2 separate regions of the Homo sapiens genome follow, and region 2 is linked to region 1. Evidence: chromatin contacts called from ENCODE Hi-C data. All regions are on one chromosome and are shown on one strand. Each heading gives the region's core, a stretch centred on a gene start or an enhancer-like site at or near the end of the contact. The rest is flanking DNA. Distances are from core to core; before and after follow the strand shown. Region 1 overlaps FGFRL1 (fibroblast growth factor receptor like 1). Region 2 has its middle 18 kb from the start of CTBP1-DT.

What was found. A loop is a pair of places that touch in the nucleus more often than their neighbours do. Pooled maps may share reads with other maps.
Region 2: a pooled map shows a loop between it and region 1 (4-fold over the local background). The contact joins two enhancer-like sites. A Hi-C loop is called at or near these places in 1 of 168 maps with a recorded cell type or tissue (chondrocyte), 2 of 37 single-sample maps with no recorded cell type and 13 of 50 pooled maps.

What each region holds. Positions count from the first base shown.
Region 1 is chr4:1,020,579-1,023,124 of GRCh38, forward strand. FGFRL1 (fibroblast growth factor receptor like 1) reads left to right here. Exons shown (of 7, transcript NM_001004356.3): 3 at 1,625-1,897. Among named protein-coding and RNA genes, the nearest start is that of FGFRL1, 10 kb to the left of the region's middle. Within about 2 kb of position 1,278, at least 3 of the 41 ENCODE cell types and tissues checked have a DNase peak (open chromatin) inside an H3K27ac peak, as active enhancers do.
Region 2 is chr4:1,266,562-1,269,107 of GRCh38, forward strand. No RefSeq gene overlaps it. Among named protein-coding and RNA genes, the nearest start is that of CTBP1-DT, 18 kb to the left of the region's middle. RefSeq lists an enhancer at 1,268-1,397. Within about 2 kb of position 1,275, at least 7 of the 41 ENCODE cell types and tissues checked have a DNase peak (open chromatin) inside an H3K27ac peak, as active enhancers do.

The DNA of each region.
Region 1 (2,546 bases), core at 28-2,527:
TGCCTTCCAGCCCAGAGGCACCCAGGCAGGGGATGGGGTGGGGTGGGGACTGAGGCAGGGGATGGGGTGGGGACCCAGGCAGGGGATGGGGTGGGGACCCAGGCAGGGAATGGGGCGATGGGGCGGGGTGGGGACCCAGGCAGGGGAAGGGGCGGGGTGGGGACCCAGGCAGGGGATGGGGTGGGGTGGGGACCCAGGCAGGGGAAGGGGTGGGGCTGGGGTGGGGACCCAGGCAGGGGATGGGGCGGGGTGGGGACCCAGGCAGGGGAAGGGGCGGGGTGGGGACCCAGGCAGGGGATGGGGTGGGGTGGGGACCCAGGCAGGGGAAGGGGCAGGGCTGGGTGGGGACCCAGGCAGGGGATGGGGCGGGGTGGGGACCCAGGCAGGGGAAGGGGCGGGGTGGGGACCCAGGCAGGGGATGGGGCGGGGTGGGGACCCAGGCAGGGGAAGGGGCGGGGTGGGGACCCAGGCAGGGGATGGGGCGGGGTGGGGACCCAGGCAGGGAATGGGGGTGGGGTGGGGACCCAGGCAGGGAATGGGGTGGGGACCCAGGCAGGGGAAGGGGTGAGGTGGGGACCCAGACAGGGGGTGGGGTGGGATGGGGACCCAGGCAGGGGATGGGGTGGGGCGGGGACCCAGGCAGGGGATGGGGTGGGTTCCTTTCTGCCAGGAAAGGAGGCCTCTGCCAGGAAAGGAGGGCTCGGCTTCTCCACATAGGGTGGGATGGTGCAGGTGGCCATGTGGAGCCGCAGCCTTTCTGCTCCTGTGGGTTTCACAGGTGGTGGGAGGACATACTGGCTGCCCCCCAGACAGGAGCGGCAGTGCCCGTGGTCAGCCCGAGCTACGTCTCTCCAGAGGCTTGCTCTCTGACCCCAGGGCCTTGGGGTCATGCCCCCTCAAGGCTAAGGTGCCTGGCAGGGTACGGCCCTTGGGGGTGGGCAGACAGACCTGGGCATCTGTGGTCCCTGAACTCAGGTCTGATATTGACACAGACGTGGGTGCTGCACAGACTCTCATCCACACATTGCACAGGCTCAGGCAGCCCGCCGTGCTCGGTTGCTTGTGGATAGCTGTGGGGTCGCTGGCCCATGCCCAGGCCCGGCTGGGCCCTGGGCTGATGGTTGGGTGGGAATTAGGTGAGGGGCCTGGGGCCTCTTTGGGACCCACCAGGCCCCCCATCCCCCTACTGCCCTTGTCCTTGGGGGGCCACTGTCCCCTCTGACCTCGGGTGTACGGCTGCTTCCTGTATGACCAGAAGGAGACTCTGCCCTTTTGGTTGGTGGTTTTCGAGAGTTACCAAGCGCAGCTGTTTTGCATCCTCTGGGGACCCTGCTCCCTTCTCGTGTCTCAAAGAGCCAGCCTCTGGGGCCACGGGGCTGCCCCGGCCATGAGAGGCTGCTGACGTGGTGTTTGCTGGGCCAGTGCTCAGGGCTTTGGTGCATGTGGGCAGCTGAGGCCTGGGTCAGGGGCACTGCACCTCGGCCCCTCTGCTCATCTTGGGCAGGTGACCCAGGTGGAGCTCAGGCCCGAGGTCTGTGCTGGGCCGTGGGTCCCCTTTTGACCGCCCCCCCGGCTCCGGACCCCAAGCCCCTCCTCGCTGACTGTTCCTCGGTCCCACCCGCAGGCCCCCCAAAGATGGCGGACAAGGTGGTCCCACGGCAGGTGGCCCGGCTGGGCCGCACTGTGCGGCTGCAGTGCCCAGTGGAGGGGGACCCGCCGCCGCTGACCATGTGGACCAAGGATGGCCGCACCATCCACAGCGGCTGGAGCCGCTTCCGCGTGCTGCCGCAGGGGCTGAAGGTGAAGCAGGTGGAGCGGGAGGATGCCGGCGTGTACGTGTGCAAGGCCACCAACGGCTTCGGCAGCCTGAGCGTCAACTACACCCTCGTCGTGCTGGGTTAGTCGCTGCTGCGGTCAGAGGTCATGGGCTGGGTTGGAGCCAGGCAGGGGTGTGCAGGAGGGCGGACGGGGACACACCTGGGGCCCGAGAGTCAGCCAGCCCCCGGCAGAAAGCCTTCCTTCGGTGCCCTGCCCCACCTCAGCTGGCTGCACCTCTGCCACCATCCCCCAGGTATCCTGTCCCGTTCCTGTCCCCGTCAGGCTCCAGCCTCGGAGCCTTCCTCCCAGCGGAGGGCGGAGGGTGGAGGGCGGGAGCCGAAGGCAGTGGTCCCACAGAAGGGCTGGGGCCCGAGGCCTTGGCAGGGTGTGCCGGCCGTCGGCTGTGACTTTGAGGCTCGGGTTTCGGAGTTCAGAGGAGCCGCCGGGATGCGTGGCCTTTCTGTTCTCTTCTGCGCCTGGGGCCCGGGCGCTGGGCTTGGACAGGTGTCCAGAGAGACACGCCCTCCATACCTAGGGACCCGGCACCCCGCCTGCTCCGCTGGGCTCCTGGGTGTGGGGCCCTCGGGTGGAGCTCCTGGGAGCTGGGCTGGCCCGTTTCTTTTTTTTTTTTAATTCTACTTTAAGTTTTAGGGTACATGTGCCCGTTTTCTGAATACAGGAGCCTGGCCCAGGCCCCAGCAGGGTCTGGGGGTGCGGCCTGAGACAGC
Region 2 (2,546 bases), core at 25-2,524, 250 kb after region 1:
GCACCAACATCATGAGGATCCAAGGAATCTCTGGAAAGTTCTATCTCCAGAAGATACCCTGAGAACACTTAGGCCCTCCCAGACCACATGAAGAACCAACGTCATAAGGATCCAAGGCATCCCTGGAAAGTTCCTTCTCCAGAAGAAGGATCCAAGGCATCTCTGGAAAGTTCCATCTCCAGAAGATTCCCTGAGAACACTTAGGCCCTCCCAGACCACACCAAGCACCAACATCATGAGGATCCAAGGCGTCCCTGGAAAGTTCCCTCTCCAGAAGATTCCCTGAGAAGACTTAGGCATGATCTTAAATAAATATTCCTGTTGTTTAAAAGGCCTTAAATTCCTCATATTTAAGCTGTTGGGAGTCCCTTGCAATTCCATATACACTTGAGAATCTACTTTTATTTCTTTGAACAGGGCTGTTGGAATTTTGATAGGCATTGTGTTGAATCTGTAGATCACTTTGGGTAGTATTGACATCTTAACAATATTAAGTCTTCCTATCCATGAATATGGGATGTCTTTCCATTTATTTAGGTGTTCTTTAATTTCTTTTAGCAATCTTTTCTATTTTCAGCATACGAGTCTTTCACCTCCTTGGTTAGACTTATTTCTGAGTATTTAATTCTTTTAGATCTTGTTGTAAATGGCATTGTTTACTTAATTTCCTGTTTGAATTGTTCAATACTGATGCACAGAAACAAATGAATTTTGCGTGTTGGTCTTGATGTGTTGATCTTGTAACTTTGCTGAATTTGTTTATGAGCTATTGTACCTTCTTGTGGGTTCTTTTGGATTTTCTATATGTAGGATTATGTCATCTTCAAATAGAGATCGTTTTACCACTTCCCATCCATTTGGGTGTTTTTCATTTCTTTTTTTGTCTATGTAGGGGCCAGCCCTACAGGGTCTGTGGGTTTTTCTCCCCATGTGTGGAGACAAGAGATTGTAGAAATAAAGACACAAGACAAAAAGATAGAAGAAAAGACAGCTGGGCTCGGGGGACCACTACCACCAAGACGTGGAGACCGGTAGTGGCCCCGAATGCCTGGCTGTGCTGTTATTTATTGGATACAAAGCAAAAGAGTAAAGAGTGTGTCATCGCCAATGATTGATAAGGTCATGTGAGTCATGTGTCCACTGGACAGGGGGCCCTTCCCTGTTAGGTAGCCAAAGCGGAGAGAGAGAGGACAGCTTAGGTCATTATTTTTTCTATGCTCTTTTTAGAAAGATCAAAGACTTTAATACTTTCACTAATTTTGCTACTGCTGTCTAGAGGGCGGAGCCAGGTGTACAGAGTGGAACATGAAAGTGAAACAGGAGCGTGACCGCTGAAGCACAGCATCACAGGGAGATGGTTAGGCCTCCAGATAACTGCGGGCGGGCCTAACTGATGTCAGGCCCTCCACAAGAGGTGGTGGAACAGAGTCTTCTCTAAACTCCCCTGGGAAAAGGGAGACTCCCTTTCCCAGTCTGCTAAGTAGCGGGTGCTTTTCCTTGGCACTGATGCTACAGCTAGACCATGGTCTGCTTGGTAATGGGCATCTTCCCAGATGCTGGCGTTACCGCTAGACCAAGGAGCCCTCTAGTGGCCCTGTCTGGGAGTGACAGAGGGCTCATACTCTTCTGGTCACTTCTCACCGTGCCCCTTCAGCTCCTATCTCTGTATGGCCTGGTTTTTCCTAGGTTGTAATTGTAGAGCAAGGATTATTATAATATTGGAATAAAGAGTAATTGCTACAAACTAATGATTAATGATATTCATATATAATTATATCTATGATCTATATTTAGTATAACTTTTGTTATTTATGTATTTTATTACACTGGAACAGCTCGTGCCCTTGGTCTCTTGCCTCGGCACCTGGGTGGCTTGCCGCCCATAGTCTATAGCATTGGTACAACTTCCAGTATGCTGTTGAATAGTAGTGGTGAGAGCCTTGTTCCTGACCTTAGGGGAAAAGCTTTCAGTCTTTCACAACTGAGTATGATGTTAGCTCTGTGTGTGTGTGTGTGTGTGTGTTTGAGACGGAGTTTCACTCTTGTAGCCCAGGCTGGAGTGCAATGGGTGCGATCTCGGCTTACTGCAACCTCCGCCTCCTGAGTTCAAGCGATTCTCCTGCCTCAGCCTCCCAAGTAGCTGGGATTACAGGCATGCACCACCACACCCGGCTAATTTTTTGTATTTTTAGTAGAGACTGAGCTTCTCCATGTTGGTCAGGCTGGTCTCGAACTCCTGACCTCAGGTGATCCGCCTGCCTCAGCCTCCCAAAGTGCTGGGATTACAGGCATGAGCCACCACCCACAGCCATGTTTTGTTTTTGTTTTTGGAGACAGAATCTTGCTCGTAGTCCCAGCTGGAGTGCAATGGCACAATCTTGGCTCATTGCTACCTCCACCTCTTGGTCTCAAGTGATCTTCCCACCTCAGCCTCCCAAGTAGCTGGGACCACAGGTGTGTACTGCCATGCCCAGCAAATTTTTAAATATTTTTTTGTTGAGAGACGAGCCTTCACTATGTTGCCCAGTCTGGTCTTGAACTCCTCG